2 separate regions of the Homo sapiens genome follow, and region 1 is linked to region 2. A link is a loop called in an ENCODE intact Hi-C map of the cell type or tissue named here. Cell type or tissue: Calu3. All regions are shown on one strand. Each heading gives the region's core, and the rest is flanking DNA. Links, peaks and the distances in the headings are about the cores only. Region 1 has its middle 150 kb from the start of CABLES1. Region 2 overlaps CABLES1 (Cdk5 and Abl enzyme substrate 1).

Region 1 (7,676 bases), core at 1,596-6,595, 54 kb before region 2:
TGAAAAAGAGCCTAAACGCCGTCTGATTTGGGATAAAGAAAAAGGAGCATTAACCTTGACTATGCCTTTAGCTCCAGCCACCTTTTTAAGAGGAAATTGCTGGGCGGGTGGGGGAGGGCTAGTCATGGAATGAAACCGTAAGCCGGACCCGGTGTGAGGAGGGGAGGTGATAAAAGGATTATAGGGTGGAGAAGCGGAGGCTGAGGAAGAATTGGGACTTAGCCTGGGGAGGAGGGGAGAGGTCAGATAGGTCTGTAGAAAAGGAAGATTAGAAAGACTCAGCGACGTTTGGGGTTGGGACTGAGGGGACAGGCGGAAGGGAAAGAAGGAAGATTTGGGACAAGTTGCATTGGGAACAGAGACTAGGGACGGCCTGATGTGTAAAAGAAAGCCTGGACGTCATGCACCTCAGACCATTTGCCCATTTTACGACAAGAATTATTTAGAACTTGTAGGATGGAAAAATTGAAAGTGCCGTTTTCTGGCTATTTGGAACTACTGTCCAGTTTGTCTCGGGGTCAAGCGGCATTTCAGAAGAAAATAAGACGCTTAGATTTTAGGTCAGGCGAGAGTTGAAGAGGTTTTAAGTTCTTAAGAACACAGGCTAAGGGAGAAGAAGGAGGAATGGAAGGTGGAAGGTTGCCTATAGTGAAGGAGGCAAGTTTAAAGAGAAGGGTAGAGACATGGAGGGAAGGGGTTCAGGGGTTCTTACCCTCCAGAAAAGCAGGACAGGGGTCGGGGCATGGAAATAAGGGGTTGGGGCACAGATAAGAGGTCGGGGTGCGGAAATAAGGGATCGGGGCACAGAGATAAGAGGTCAGGGCTCCTGCCCCTCCCCCAGAAAAGCAGGACTTGCCACTAAGGGTGAAGTCTGGATGTGTGCAGGTCACAGGGGATATGATGGCTTAGCTTAGGCTCAGAGGTCTGACAGTATCAGTATCATTTTGTTGAGGAGACAGACACAGGAGGTCAGCACCTTCCTGAAGGTCCTTGGCTGGCTAGAGGGGCCACCTGCCCACGCATCCCCTGCCTCTTAACTCTCACAGCATTCTGCCTCCCCAACAGGAGGCTGGGGTTTGGAAAGGCTGAGTAGACAGGACCAAGTCAGAGGTGGAGAAGACCAATCATGTTCCAGGAATGAGAGGGAAGGTAGGTGGCACCAGCCAGGGGTATGATTGAGTGTAGGGACGGGAAATAACATTTGCCAGTGTGGTTAATGGAAAAACCAAACTCTGTAAAATGTTTTAAAGAGGTTTATTCTGAGTCAATATGAGTGACTAGGCCTTGGGAGCAGCCTCAAGGGGTCCTGAGAAAGCGATCCCAAGGCAGTTGGGTTACAGTTTGGTTTTATATACATTATAGGGAGACAGATGTTACAGGCAAAGATAAAAACCAGTACATGGGAGGTATTCATTGGTTTGACCAGAAAGGTAGGACAACTCGGAGCAGGGACTTACAGGTCATAGGTAGATTCAAAGATTTTCTGATTGGCAACCCGTTGAAAGAGTTAAGCTTTGTCCCAAGACTTGAAGTCAGTAGAAAGAAATGCTTGCATTAAGATAAGGGGAATTGTGGGGGTCCAGATTCTTGTTATGTAGATGAAGCCTCATAGGTAGCAGGCTTCAGAGAGAATAGATGGTGAAAGTCTATTCTCTTTCACCTACTGGGTACATTCCCAGGAGGCCAGGCATTCTTAGTCACAGGATGAGTCAGGAGGGCAGCACAAGATACAGGTCACAAGGACTTTATTGATTAGACAGGATGCTGTAAAGAAGCTGACCAAAACCCACCAAAACCAAGGTGGCAATGAAAGTGACCTTTGGTTGTCCTCACTGCTCGTTATACTCTAATTATAATACATTAGCATGCTAAAACACACTCTCACCAGCACTGTGACAGTTTACAAATGCAATGGCAACGTCAGGAAGTTACCCTATATGGTCTAAAAGGGGAGGAACCTTCAGTGCTGGGGGAATTGCCCATCTCTTTCCTGAAAGACTCATGAATAATCCACCTTTTGTTTAGCATATAATCAAGAAGTAACTATAAGTATACTCAGTTGAGCAGCCCATACCACTGCTCTGTCTATGGAGTAGCCATTCTTTTATTCCTTTCCTTTTTTTTTTTTTTTGAGATGGAGTCTTGCTCTGTCTCCCAGGCTGGAGTGCAGTGGCACAATCTTGACTCAATGCAACCTCCGCCTCCCAGGCTCAAGTGATTCTCCTGCCTCAGCCTCCTGAGTAGCTGGGATTACAGGCATGCGCCACCACACCTGGCTAATTTTGTATTTTTAGTAGAGACGGGGTTTCTCCAGGTTGGTCGGACTGGACTCGAACTCCTGACCTCAGGTGATCCGCCCACCTCAGCCTCCCAAAGTGCTGGGATTAGAGGCGTGAGCCACTGTGCCTAGCCTACTTTCTTTTCTTTCTTTTCTTTTCTTTCTTTCTTTTTTTTTTTTTTTTTTTTTTGAGACTGGGTCTCTCTGTGTTGTCCAGGCTGGAGCAGTGGTGCAGTCTCGGCTCACTGCAGCTTCAACCTCCCCAGCTCAAGCGATCCTCCCACCTCAGCCTCCTGAGTAGCTGGGACATGCACCACCATGCCTGGCTAATTTTTGTATTTTTTTTGTAGGGATAGGGTCTCACTCAGGCTGGTCTCCAACTCCTGAGCTCAAGCAATCCTCCCACGTTGGCCTCCCAAAGTACTGGGGTTACAGGTGTGAGCCACTACGCCCGGCCTTCCTTTACTTTCTTAAACTTGCTTTCACTTTATGCACTTGCCCCGAATTATTTTTTGCGTGATGTCCAAGAACACCCTCTTGGAGTCTGGATGAGGACCCCTGTCTGGTAACATTACAATCTCTGTTTTAATGTGAATGCTGGTCAGTTACACCTGAATTCCAAAAGGTAGGGGGTATAACAAGGTGTGTCAGACCTCTTTTCCAGCCATGGCTGGGAATTCAGTTTCTCAGGTTTCTCGGGGGTCCCCTCAGTCAGTTGGAGGGCTTAGGATGTTATTTTTGATTTACAGCACCCACCATGCACAGTGCAGGTGCCCCCTATCTGTATGTCACCTACTCATGACCCTTAAGGGGCCAGCACACAGATGAGGCCTGCGAGCCCCTGACAGGGCAGGACACTTCCCCAGGGTCATGCATTCTGCATTTCTAAGCCAAGATTCTAAAGCGGCTTCCAAAACCAGCCCTCCCTCTCACCTCCCCATGTGCCAAGTTGTTCCTGGGCATTGCCCCCCACTCCCACCCCTACCCTGGGGTCACTGGGTTGTGGACAAACCAGAGGAGACAAGCTCCCCACAGACAGCCCTCACTTGGGGGCCCCAGGGTACTGGTGCTTGGCCCAGGCGTTGGCTGCCTGCAGGGCAGCTCCGGATCCTCGGACCCAACAGCAAACCACTGGGGAGGCCAAGCCATTCTGCGGCTTGCACAAGGCTCCCTCTATTCTGGAAACATCTCAGAGATGGCAGACATTCCGTGCTCCCCAGTGAGCCGAGCGAATCTTTGCTCCTGCTGTCAGCTGATTTTCAGTGGCCGGACTCGCAGTGGTTTACCGTTAGTAAAACAAACAATGGCATATAAACCTAGGCCAGTTCTATCCAGGATCAACTGGGGGGGAGTCTGAAGGAACTCCCCTGCCACCCAACTTCCTTGGCAGCAGAGGGTAAAGTCTCATTTAAGCAGTTGCCTGAGGCAAAAGGAATATTTGAGTCATTGATTTCCTGCTCTCTGTGAAAGGCCCGCAGGATTAGCAAAGGCAAAGTGTCTGCACATGTGTCTTCGTGCCCTGATTGAGCCTCGGGGAGCCGCGGAGGCCCTTGGGATTTCAGGAGTCAGTGCAGGCACCACTCACCTGGGCCAGTTGATTTGCATGGCAAATAGAAGTTAAGTGGAGCTGTTAATGAAAAGGGCTCCTCTAAGTGGGAGATGGAACCAGGGTTCTGTCCCAGGCATTCTCACTATCCTGGAAAGTGATTACAATCAGCCGTTCATTTATTTCCTCATTCCTTCTTTCATCAGATACAGATTGGATGCCCACTGGGTGCTGGTCTTTGTTACAGACGTCTCTGCTTTGTCTAGGAGGGCTGTTCTGCCACCTGGCCAAAGCAGCCACTCCTGTTGCTGGAGGCTGCAGGCCCATTGCACTGAGTTGTCCTCGAGGCAAAATCTCTCTGGTTCTGGCAGAAACAACTCTGGTGACTTTCTTTGTGATTGTAGACTTAAAGCAAACACACGCTCCCTGTTCTCAGGGAGGCCCTGTGTCTTCTTAGACACACAGAGATTTTTAAAAAATAACAGCTTTGGCCAGGCATGGTGGCTCACTCCTGTAATCTCAGCATTTGGGGAGGCCACGGCAGGCAGATTGCTTGAGCTCAGGAGTTCAAGGCGTCTGGGTAACCTGGTGAAACTCCGTTTCTACTAAAAATAAAAATAAAAAAATTAGTTGGGCGTGGTTGTGCACGCCTGTGGTCCCAGCTATTTGGGAGGCTGAGGTGGGAGGATCAGTCAAGTCCAGGAGGTCAAGGCTGCAGTGAGCTCTGTTTGTGCCACTGCACTCCATCCTGGGTGACAGAACAAGATCTTGTCTCAAAAAAAAGTAAAATAAATAAATAACAGCTTCATAGAAATATAATTCACATGCCCTAAGATGTACCCATTTGAAGTGTACAATTCAGTACACTTTAAATTCAGTAGTTTTTAGTGTATTCACAGAATTCTGCAACCGTTATCACTATCTAATTGTAGAACATTTTCTTCACCTCAAAAAGAACCCCCATACCCATTGTCATCCCACCCTCCTCCCCTCCACTGACCTAGGCAGCCACAAATCCACTTTCTGTCTCTATGGATTGGCCTGTTCTGGAGATTTCATATGCACGGGATTGTGCAATGTGTGGGCTTTTGTGTTAGGCTGAGGTTTTTAAGTGGTTCATGTACCTCTATTAAAAGCTGCCTTCCCTACCTGGGGGTGGGGAGAGGCGTGGGTGGGAGTCCTCCACGCAGGGCATGGAAAAATTGGGGGTGGGACTCAGGGACCCTGGAAGCTGGAGATAGGTGAGGGAGCTCCAGAAGAGGAGACGGGGGGGCATGGTCAACACTCTTCCAGAAACCTGGTGGCCAGGTTTAAGTTTTATTTTTCAGCTACTGCCCTATGTTATCCTCAGGCCTTTAGTACAGTCTGTTATGCACAACAGTCTCCTGTTGCCTGTGGCCTGTGCTTTGGGGAATAAAGGGTCCGGGTTCCATTTTGTGGTGAAGTTGGACAGGGGAGAGTAAAGTGGTCAGCACTGTGAGGTGGCCCCACTTTAAGCTTTCAGCTCTTGGCAGCTGTCCTCTTCTCCCCAAAGATCTTGAAGATACAGCCAAGTCAAAATTGTTGTATCGTGTTCACGTGTGTAGCAACTACTTCTGAAATATCCACTCTAGGGAAGCGTTCTCTCCTGGCAGAAGATTACAGATATGGCTGGTAGAGGAAGCCACTCTGACAGGACAGATTCAGGTGCACACAGGACATGAGGAAGGGAACCAGGGGACAGAGTGGAGAGTGGCCCTGACAGCTGCCGGCCTCAGCCTCAGTACCCAGCCACAGCCTTGGTCTCACAGTGGAGACCGTTAATAACCTCGCCCCAGGGCAGGAGCAGACCCAATGGACAGAGGTCTCAGAAAGCAGTCTGCTTGTGCTGGGCTTGGTCCCCACCTGTGCAGTCGGCTGCGCGCACACACGCCCACCCCAGCCGAGGCCCGTCTGCAAGCACAAGCTCAGCCCCGCTGCCTGCAGTGCAGGGTCTGGTGCATGGCTCTGGGCCCTGTGCACAAATGCCCATTGCTTATCAGCATGCACTTCTTCCTCTTCCTGAATGGATTCATTTCCTAGGGCTGCCGTAACAAAGAACTATAAACTTGGTAGCTTCAACAACAGAAATTGACTGGGCGCAGTGACTCACACCTGTAATCCCAGCACTTTAGGAGGCCAAGGTGGGAGGATCGCTTGAGCCCAGGAGTTCAAGACTAGCCTGGGCAACAGACATAGTAAGATCCTGTCTCTATTTAAGGGGAAAAAATACATGTGTGTGTATGTGTGTGTATATATGTATATATGTGTGTGTGTGAGATATTAAATATATTTTACACATATATATGTCTCTCTATATAACAACAGAAATTTATTATTACTACAGTTCTGGAGGCTGACAGTCTAAATTCAAGGCCTCAGCAGGGCTAATTCCTTCTGAGGTCTGTGAGGGAGGGGTCTTTCCAGGCTTGTCTCCTTGCCTTGTAGATGTCTGTTTCCTCCCTGTGTCTTCATGTTGTCTTCCTTCTCTGTGTGCCTGTATCTGTGTCCTATTTTCCCCTTCATAGAACTAGGTTTCCACCTTAAGGACCTCATTTTAACTTGATTACCTCCATAAAGACCTTATCTCCAAATAAGGTCACATTCGGAGGTACTGGGAGTTAGGACTCCAGCATATATTTTTAGGGGACTCATAGCACTCAGTAGCAGAAGTCTGATTTTATTTAAGAGGCTATGTATCCAGCTAACAGATTGCCTTTCCCAGCATCCCTTGCAGCCCATGCTGTTTATATGAACAAGTTCTGACTGATGAGATATAAGCAGAAGTTGATGGGGGAGATGTTGGGGACAGTTGCGTAGAAGAGTCTCAGATAGGTAGAAGAGGCCCTTTTCTCTATCTTCTTCCTGCTTCTCACCTGGATTTGAAGATGTGATAGCTAGAGTTCTAGCATCCATCTTGGGCCTTGAGGCAAGTTTGAAGTTGGAAGCTGTGGTCTAAGGATAGTGGAGCAGAAGCTGAAGGAGCCTGAATCTCTGTGAAGACAAAGGCACTGCCAGATCAGCCAGACGACCCACCTCCAACCCTTTCTCCTTTTCTTCTTTTTTAATTTTTTTTTTTTTTTTTGAGATGGGGTCTTGCTCTGTCACCCAAGCTGGAGTGCAGTGGCACAGTCACAGCTCACGGCAGCCTCAAACTCCCAGGCTCAAGCAATCCTCCCAACCCAGCCTCTGAGTAGCTGTTACCACAGGTGAGCCCCACCACACCCGGCTAATATTTTTTTCGTTTTAATTTTAGTAGAGTTGAGATCTCACCATGTTGCCCAGGCTGGCCTCGAACTCCTGAGCTCAAGCGATCCTTTCACCTCGGCCTCCCAAAGTGCTGGATTATAGGCTTGAGTCTCCACACCCAGCCCTAATTTTCTTAATGATAAAAATGGGAGTTATAATACCATGGCTACTTAGATCATGCTAGACATGATTTCACGCGTAGCATTTAGCACCAGCCTCAGCACCTGTCGGAAATGACAGCCATTATTAGTTTGATTACTAATTTATAGTAGTTATAGCCCCTAAGAAACGATGGGTTACAGTAATTATAGCTCCCAGGAAATATAGGATTATAACCCCCAGGAAATGATGGCCATGAATAGTTTGATGACTACACTTCCTAGTAAATTGCTATTCTGCTCCTGGTGTGACACTACACTGACTTCTGAAAGCCAGACTTTTGCTTTTACCAAAGACCAAGTCTCTGACTTATATGCATTGTGTTCATTAAGCTCCCATTGTATTCTCTGCCTTCTTTTGGTCTTGAGAACCTCATCAGCACATGTAGTCCCTAGGTTGTGTGGGTTCCAATTCCCTTCCAGGCGC
Region 2 (7,676 bases), core at 1,587-6,586:
GTCGCGCCTCTTCCACACTCCCCTTCTTGGCATTTCCTCCAAAGGAAATGAAGCCCTAACAAAAAAAAAATATAGTCATGTGCTCGTATAAAGTCCAAGATTCTATTCCATGAGATAAAACCCAAACCCATTTAAAGAAACAGGGATTCTTAGAAACAGGGATTCCAGTGGATTGTCCAAGCGTCTCAGCGACACTTGGGACCACAAGAAAGACGGGCAAGGCTCCACCAACCCTACCCACAGAACTGGTCCCTCGAGAAATAACGTGACTCACTGCAGTCACCACTTCCCCCTGGCTTTCTACTTACGTCATTCTACTTTCTAAATTGCTAAGGCTAAGCCGAGTAAGAAAATAAGCAAGAATAGTGGGGCCACCCTCAACTGCTACTGGAGACACGTGAGGCTTGTTACAGACCAGTGCCACGCAACAGAACTTCCTGTGATGACGGAGATGGTCCTTATCTACCGTGTTCCATACGATGGTTACGTGTGGCAACTAAGTGCTTGAAATGTGAACAGTTGACTGAGAAACTGAATTTTTATTTAATTTTAATTAATTTAAATGTAAATTGCCACATGTGGCTAGTGACTACTAAGACCCAGTGCTTCCTTGGCAGGACTTTTGCTACCCTTATTTTATAAGTTCCTATGGCAAGATAATATAGTCATAGATACTCAGTGACATGGATTTGGTCTCCCAGTTTTCTTCCCAAGAGTGGCCTATTTTCTGCCTATTGCCTCTGGGGATGTTTAAATTACAGGCCACTGCAGAGGGAGCAGCAGTGCAAGATTCTCCTAAGTCGGAAGGGAAATGACCATGGGGTCCATGATCAAATGGGACCCATGCCTTGCACCATCAGCACCCCAAGAACAGGGCTCCCAGCCATGATAAAGATTCGTAATTCACATCTGGCACAGAGCAGCAGATCTTTTTGCCTGGAGGGGTCACGGGGCGGGTGTGACAGTTTTGGCAGTGCTAGGGCAACCAAAGGAACAACAACCAGCATGTGTTCCCCAAATCCTAGGCATTACAGTAGGTTCCAGGCCCTTCTTTGCACAATACTGGAGATGGGGAGGGAGGAATGCCCAGTGAAAAGTGAGTCTCAATTTCCCCTCAGCCTTGTAGAAGGGGGGTTTACAGTTCATATTAAGTAGATTTAAAAAGAAGAAATGAGGTATTTCTTGTACGCCAAAGCTAGTCACACTTCAAAACTTCGCTGATACAGTAATAAATATCATCTCAGCTCTAGAACACTGACAGCTTCGTGATGGCAGAGGGCAACTTTTCCACGCTTTTCCTCCCTCAGATTCAGGGAGAGGTTATCACTAACTTCAGGGCTACCATTTTGCTGGCCTGGAATTAAGAGCATACACGTACAGGCGTGGGCATAGTCAGCCGTCCACAGAAAACAAAACAGATCTCATTTCTAACAATGTCAGTTTCTTATAGGTTTTTTTTGTTTTTGTTTTGAGATGGAGTCTTGCTCTGTCACCCAGGCTGGAGTGCAGTGGTGCGATCTCAGCTCACTGCAAGCTCCGCCTCCTGGGTTCATGCCATTCTCCTGCCTCAGCCTCCCGAGTAGCTGGGACTACAGGCGCCTGCCGCCATGCCCGGCTAATTTTTTGTATTTTTAGTAGAGACAGGGTTTCACCATATTAGCCAGGATGGTCTCGATCTCCTGACCTTGTGATCCGCCCGCCTGGCCTCCCAAAGTGCTGGGATTACAGGTGTGAGCCACCGCGCCTGGCCCTTCTCATAGCTTTTTAATTTGTATATGTTAAGACTCTTGGGATCTAAAAAATACATCTTTCACAAAGAGGCTGACAAACTTTTCCGGGTTCATTCTTCTTAGGTAAGGGCTCTGATCAATGTTGCTGGAATCTTTCTGATATTAACATGAAACATGAAATTGCTGTTCTTTGGTCGTACTTGACCCCCATAAACAGCAGTTTCACATTGTGCCACATAGCTTAACAGCTCAGGCAACTGCTCAGTCTTTATGTGTGAGTGAAAAGCAGGCAAGACCCATGGTCTTTGCTGTCCCTCTCTTTTGGAAGCCTAGAACGTTGGAGTTGCATGCAGAAAGGAACTCTGAATGGTGGAGATTCGCTCCAAAAGAATCTTTTAAAAACTCCAGTGAGAAAGAATGAAGCAGAAGTCCCAGTGGAGTGTGATGAAATCTTGGTATTTTCTAAGATCATTGTTCTGAATTCTCATTAAAATGGTATATTAAAAATAGAAATATCTGTTTGGCTGAAATGCCAGCACTAACTCTCCAGCACCAGGAAATAGAGCTAGAGAATGTCGAACTGCAGCTGAAAGTAATTAAAAGCAAACTGAAGTTGAAGTTTTCACTTTCTTTGAAAGAGCCAGATTTTTCCCAGACACATCTAGTGTTCAAATACTAATTTATTTTTTAATAATTTTTGAGATGGAGTTTTACTCTTGTTGCCTAGGCTGGAGTGCAGTGGTGCGATCTCGGCTCACTGCAACCTCTGCCTCCCAGGTTCAAGCGATTCTCCTGCCTCAGCCTCCCGAGTAGCTGGGATTACAGGCGCCTGCCACCACACCCGGGTAATTTTTGTATTTTTAGTAGAGATGGGGTTTCACCACGTTGGCCAGGTGGTCTTGAACCCCTGAACTCAGTTGATCCGCCCTCCTCAGCCTCCTAAAGTGCTGGGGTTGCAGCCGTGAGCCACCGTGCCTGGCCCTACTAATTTACTTATATTCCACTTCCTTTTAAAAATGGCATAGAGGCAAGTTCAAATACTACACATGAATATTGTCTAAAGTTGTGTATATTAGGTTAAAATGTTGCAGCTTTTACTCAGAGGTGAACACGGTTAGTCAGGTTATAGGAAGTGATCTCATTTCTACAGACACCCTAACTGAACTACTGGCAAGGAACTGTGGACGATGCAAGGTTGTCATTCCTTCTCTCTACAGTCCTGGGTAGCGCTGCAGCTTAGCCACATGTACCTAGAGGAGCTGCTTTCACATTCTGTGCAAGTTTGTGAACTTCTGCAGAGGCTGTAGGCAACAAGCACACTGAAAATCCAGCACAAAGATATATACTTTTTTTTTTTTTTTTTTTAAACAAAGGCTGACATTTAAAACTGGCCCACGGGGGTGGGGGAGTGGGAGTGACTGGAGGGGGTAAAAGGGAGGGACTCAGAAGATGGGGGTGGGGATTAAAACAGGAGGTAAAAGCACATTTGGGGAGACAGCCAAGCAGCAGTTATACCGTTAAGCAATGAGCAGAAAAACAGGCTGGTTCATTTTGGGAGTGTAAACTCATCCTTCATAGGATGGCACCAAAATTAATTTAATGTAGCTCTCCTTGAATGCCTGTAATTTCACTGTTAGAAACCCCTGGACCCCTGTCTTAGTTTTGGCTTCTTCAGCACAAAGCACACATGCACAGCTGTGGAGTCACCTGATCAAAGCAGGTGGCTAATCTAGCTATCTTGGGGCCAAAGGGGAATACCTAGGTCATTATTAATCATAAAACGGCCGACTCTGGACTTCATCTTTTGTAAAAGGCAAAATGATTTTTAGTTTCCTCTTCTGTGGCTCCCTGGCAGAGGCCCAGCCAGCTGCTCACTGAGCCATAATGCATGAAACAGATTCTGACAGGAAAACAAGATTCCCTATTAGATAACAAGAAGTTCAAGCTATGGCCCTTTCCTCAGGGAGCATGATCAATGAACTAATTAATATTACTCTCTTAAAAAAAGACAAGACTTAAATATCTAACACCTGGAAACTAGATGGAAAAAGTGTGATCCAATTAACTAGGTTCCAAGGCTTTCTGCTTCCAAAATGGAGTGGTCCTGACTTCTCTCCACCATCCTTTCTCTAATGGTGCTCTAAGCCCAAGAACTTGGAACACCTGCCAGGAGCTCCACTAGGCGCTAGCTCTTCAAAGGACAACAATAGGTTGAACACTTTGATGTGTCAATAATTTAAAAGCCAATTAAATATTAACAGGATTTCCAGACCCTTCAAAGAGAATAAGGAGTGAGAGATTTCCTGCACCTAAAGCAAAGCCTGAAAGCTGGATTACGAAAGGAAATACCACTTGTGAGCTAAATTTTAATTAAGAGATTACACATGGGCCGGAAGTCGACGACACAAGTCTTCCCCTTAGCTTAAGAGTCCCGTTTGTTGCCCTTCCGATACAGTGCAGCTGCCATCTTGGACCAGGCCTGCTTGCTGACATCAAGCAGAAGGTGCCTCCAGAGTTCAGAGACAATGGAACAGGGTCCACAGTTGATGGACAAAAGTGAAGTCAAAAGCAGCTTTTAGTCTAGAAGTCCCTTCCCACTCCCACTCAGGACTCCATCGATAAGCCATAAGCCATCCCCTGCAAGGGCAACTGGCAGACAATGAAGGGGTCTTAACGTAGCTTATGACCAAATCTTTGTCTAAAGGCAGCTCCTATAAACAGCCAGATAATGGCATGAGTCATCCATGAGATCATTCCAGAATCTGTCTCTGTGTGGGAATATGCTTGGTGTGAGGAAAGAAACACAATTTGTGAATGTGTAATTTTCCACAACAAAAATTTTCTGGGGAAAGTGGGTGGGGAGGAAGGGGGCATGGGCCTGGAGCCAGGCAGGGAGCATTTAGGCTTGAAGGCTCTAAGAATAGAAGACGCTGTTCTCTGTGTCGCAAAATGATCAACACTCAGGAAATGGACCCAAGCGGATGACCTCATCTGAATGCCCCCAATGCCAAAAGTTAAGGATATAAACACCATGTGGAAGCTGTTGACAATTTAAAAACACACCCCCCAGAGGCACCTTGCAACTCCACTGGGAAGCCATCTTCTTCATCACATGGTCTCTGATGCATCTGTAGTAAGTAAGTGACTCCTGCGACTATCATACAGTCAAGTATGGTTATCTTAAGGGGTGTGAACCTACACACACATCACAGAAACTCTTTTTGCTGGAATCATCTAGTTTGGTGATTTCACATAACCTCCAATCTCAAGTTTACTAGGTTCTCTCCTACTTTCTTCTGGTCGGATCCATGTGTACAGAAATACCAACCCACATCCAGATCTCAGGAAGTAAAGAGCACTTGGTGGCTGGTGTCGGTTCCCTTATGCATAGGGACAATTCTAGGACTAGTTCTCCATACAACACCTGCAGTCTCTCACTCACCAGTGGGTCGTGCTCTAGAAGCTCCTGGGCTGGCAAGTTGGAACTCAGAATGCATTTTTCATTGATGCAGTAAGTGGAGATTAGCCTACCCAAGGCTCTCTGAGCCTATAATGTAACTGAATCAGCCCAAAAGCAAAAACAAGAGCTCGGGTCATAGAAGCAAAAGGTCAGAGGGTGTATGAGGGTAAAAAAATAGGAGGAAGTTGAGTCTCTCCTCTTGGTTTCCTGGTCCAGGCTTGACCCTCAGGAACTTTTTTTTTTTTTTTTTGAGATGAAGTCTCACTCTGTTGCCCAAGCTGGAGTGCAATGGCACGATCTTGGCTCACTGCAACCTCCACTTCTCAGGTTCAAGCAATTCTCCTGCCTCAGCCTCCCGAGTAGCTGGGACTACGGGCACATGCCACCATGCCCGGCTAATTTTTGTAATTTTAGTAGAGATGGGGTGTCACTATGTTGGCCAGGCTGGTCTTGAACTCCTGACCTTGTGATCCGCCCACCTCGGTCTCCCAAAGTACTGGGATTACAGGCATGAGCCACTGTGCCCAGCTGAGTAACACTTTAAAGGTCAAGTTTGTATTATTTCACCTTCTTCTCTGAACTTCCCTTTCCTTCTTAGGACTCCAGGACCCTTTCCCCTAAGCTATTCCTGTTTTTCACAATTCCTTCCCTCTCTCTACATGTAAATCCATAAATTCCTTTGCAGGGCCCAGGTTTCCCACTCCTGGCCCTATGGCGGTGGCACAGTAGCCCACAATGGGGGCTGGAAAGCGAGGGGAAGAGAAGTGGTCTTGGATAGAAGTGTTGGACAAGCTGTTTACTAAGTGGGGTCTGCCTATTTAGGAAAGTTGAGAAAGTTGCTTGCAACTCATTTTGTGAGCTGAGGGTCACCAAGCCAAACCACAAATCCACACTAGAAAAGAGAAGGCCGTGACTAATGTGGATAAAAGGCAGAAAGATTCAGGCTGGCCTTGGCAAGTGTTAGTTGAGGAAAAAGGAGCTGGTTTAAGGCTGGGACTCTTCCCAGAAAATGGCATAATTTACAAGCTTCATCTGAGAAGAGTGTTTACAGCTATGGGAAGGTTTGATGTTACAGTTACAGTGAAAAAGCTGGGCAACATCTGTTCCTCTTCTCTGTAATGGGCTTGTTTTGAAAGGTAGGATTTAGCAAGAAAGATCAAAGCAAAACAATGGTCTCCTCACGTTCCATAAAGTGTATGCATTAAGAAAAAAAAAAAAGACTGGAAGGAAATAGACCAAAATGTAAATGGTGGCTTTGTTTAGGAGGTGAGGCTCAATAATTGTTATCTTCCTTTTACTTTTATACATTTTTCAAATAGTCTTTAAGAAACATGTACTATTGAGGAAAAAAAGACTGAATAAAAGCAGATCTCAAGGTGAATCCATTATTTGTAGAATTGCACCACTGACAAACTCACTGTGAACCTGACTGGGAACTGCTAAGTTCAAGTAGATCTAGAAAGAGCAACATAATAGCTCTGTGATGGCCGGGCACGGTGGCTCACACCTGTAATCCCAGCACTTTAGAAGGCCGAGGTGGGAGGATGGCTTGAGCCCAGGATTTTGAGACCAGCCTGGGCAGCATGGTGAAACCCGACTCTACAAAAAATACAAAAATTAGCTGGGCGTGGTGGTGCATGCCTGTCATCCCAGCTACGCAGGAAGCTGAGGTAGGAGGATCGCTTGAGCCTGGGAGGTCAAGGCTGCAGTGAGCTGAGATTGCACTACTGCACTCCAGCCTGGGCAATACAGTGAGACCTTTCTCAAAAAGAAAGAAAAAGAAGGCCGGGTGCGGTGGCTCACGCCTGTAATCCCAGTACTTTGGGAGGCTGAGACAGGCAGATCACGAGGTCAGGAGATCGAGACCATCCTGGCTAGCATGGTGAAACCCCGTCTCTACTAAAAATACAAAAAAATTAGCCGGGTGTAGTGGCGGGCACCTGTAATCCCAGCTACTCAGGAGGCTGTGGCAGGAGAATGGCGTGAACCCAGGAGGCGGAGCTTGCAGTGAGCCGAGACCCCGCCAGTGCACTCCAGCCTGAGCAACTGAGAGAGACTCTGTCTCCAAAAAAAAAAAAAAAAAAAAAAAAGCTCTGTGACTGGACAAAAATGGAAGTGAAACTAATGCTTAATGAATATCTACTACAGCTTTCACATATAATATTTCATTTACTATTTCATTCATCTCCCTGAGGTGGACATTATAGTCCTTTTACGGAGGAGTGAAGCTGGGGTCAGTAAGGCTAGTTCATTTCCCAGGACTGAGGCTTCTGCCTGCCAGCTCGTTCCCAAGCACCACACTGCCTCCCTGGCCGCCGGTGCCCATGGGTACACGACAGCAAGGATGGGTAAGGGCTGTGGTTTTCCTAATGGAGGCACCAAAGGAGGTGGATGGCAGGAGTGGGGATGAATGGGCTACTTGTGCCCATTCCTGATTCTCCAGAAGAGCTCTCTGTTTAGCTGTTTTATTTATTGGAATTCTATGT

What was found. A loop is a pair of places that touch in the nucleus more often than their neighbours do. Peaks named below come from ENCODE experiments on the same cell type or tissue, not always from the same donor. Only the 100,000 strongest peaks of a DNase experiment are listed, where the experiment ranks them.
Region 1: it touches region 2 in a loop (2.6-fold over the local background); 6 of 110 quality-filtered maps call a loop at or near these places.

Annotation. Positions count from the first base shown.
Region 1 is chr18:23,278,264-23,285,939 of GRCh38, reverse strand. It overlaps a transcript of SLC35D4 not described here. Among named protein-coding and RNA genes, the nearest start is that of CABLES1, 150 kb to the right of the region's middle. RefSeq lists enhancers at 464-1,153, 1,154-1,845, 2,536-3,226. In Calu3, for the core only: no CTCF peak of the experiment used is centred there; DNase peaks (open chromatin) are centred at 1,739 and 3,659.
Region 2 is chr18:23,224,166-23,231,841 of GRCh38, reverse strand. All of the region lies in intron 4 of CABLES1 (Cdk5 and Abl enzyme substrate 1), which reads right to left. Among named protein-coding and RNA genes, the nearest start is that of CABLES1, 93 kb to the right of the region's middle. RefSeq lists enhancers at 1-101, 5,090-5,189. In Calu3, for the core only: no CTCF peak of the experiment used is centred there; a DNase peak (open chromatin) is centred at 4,151.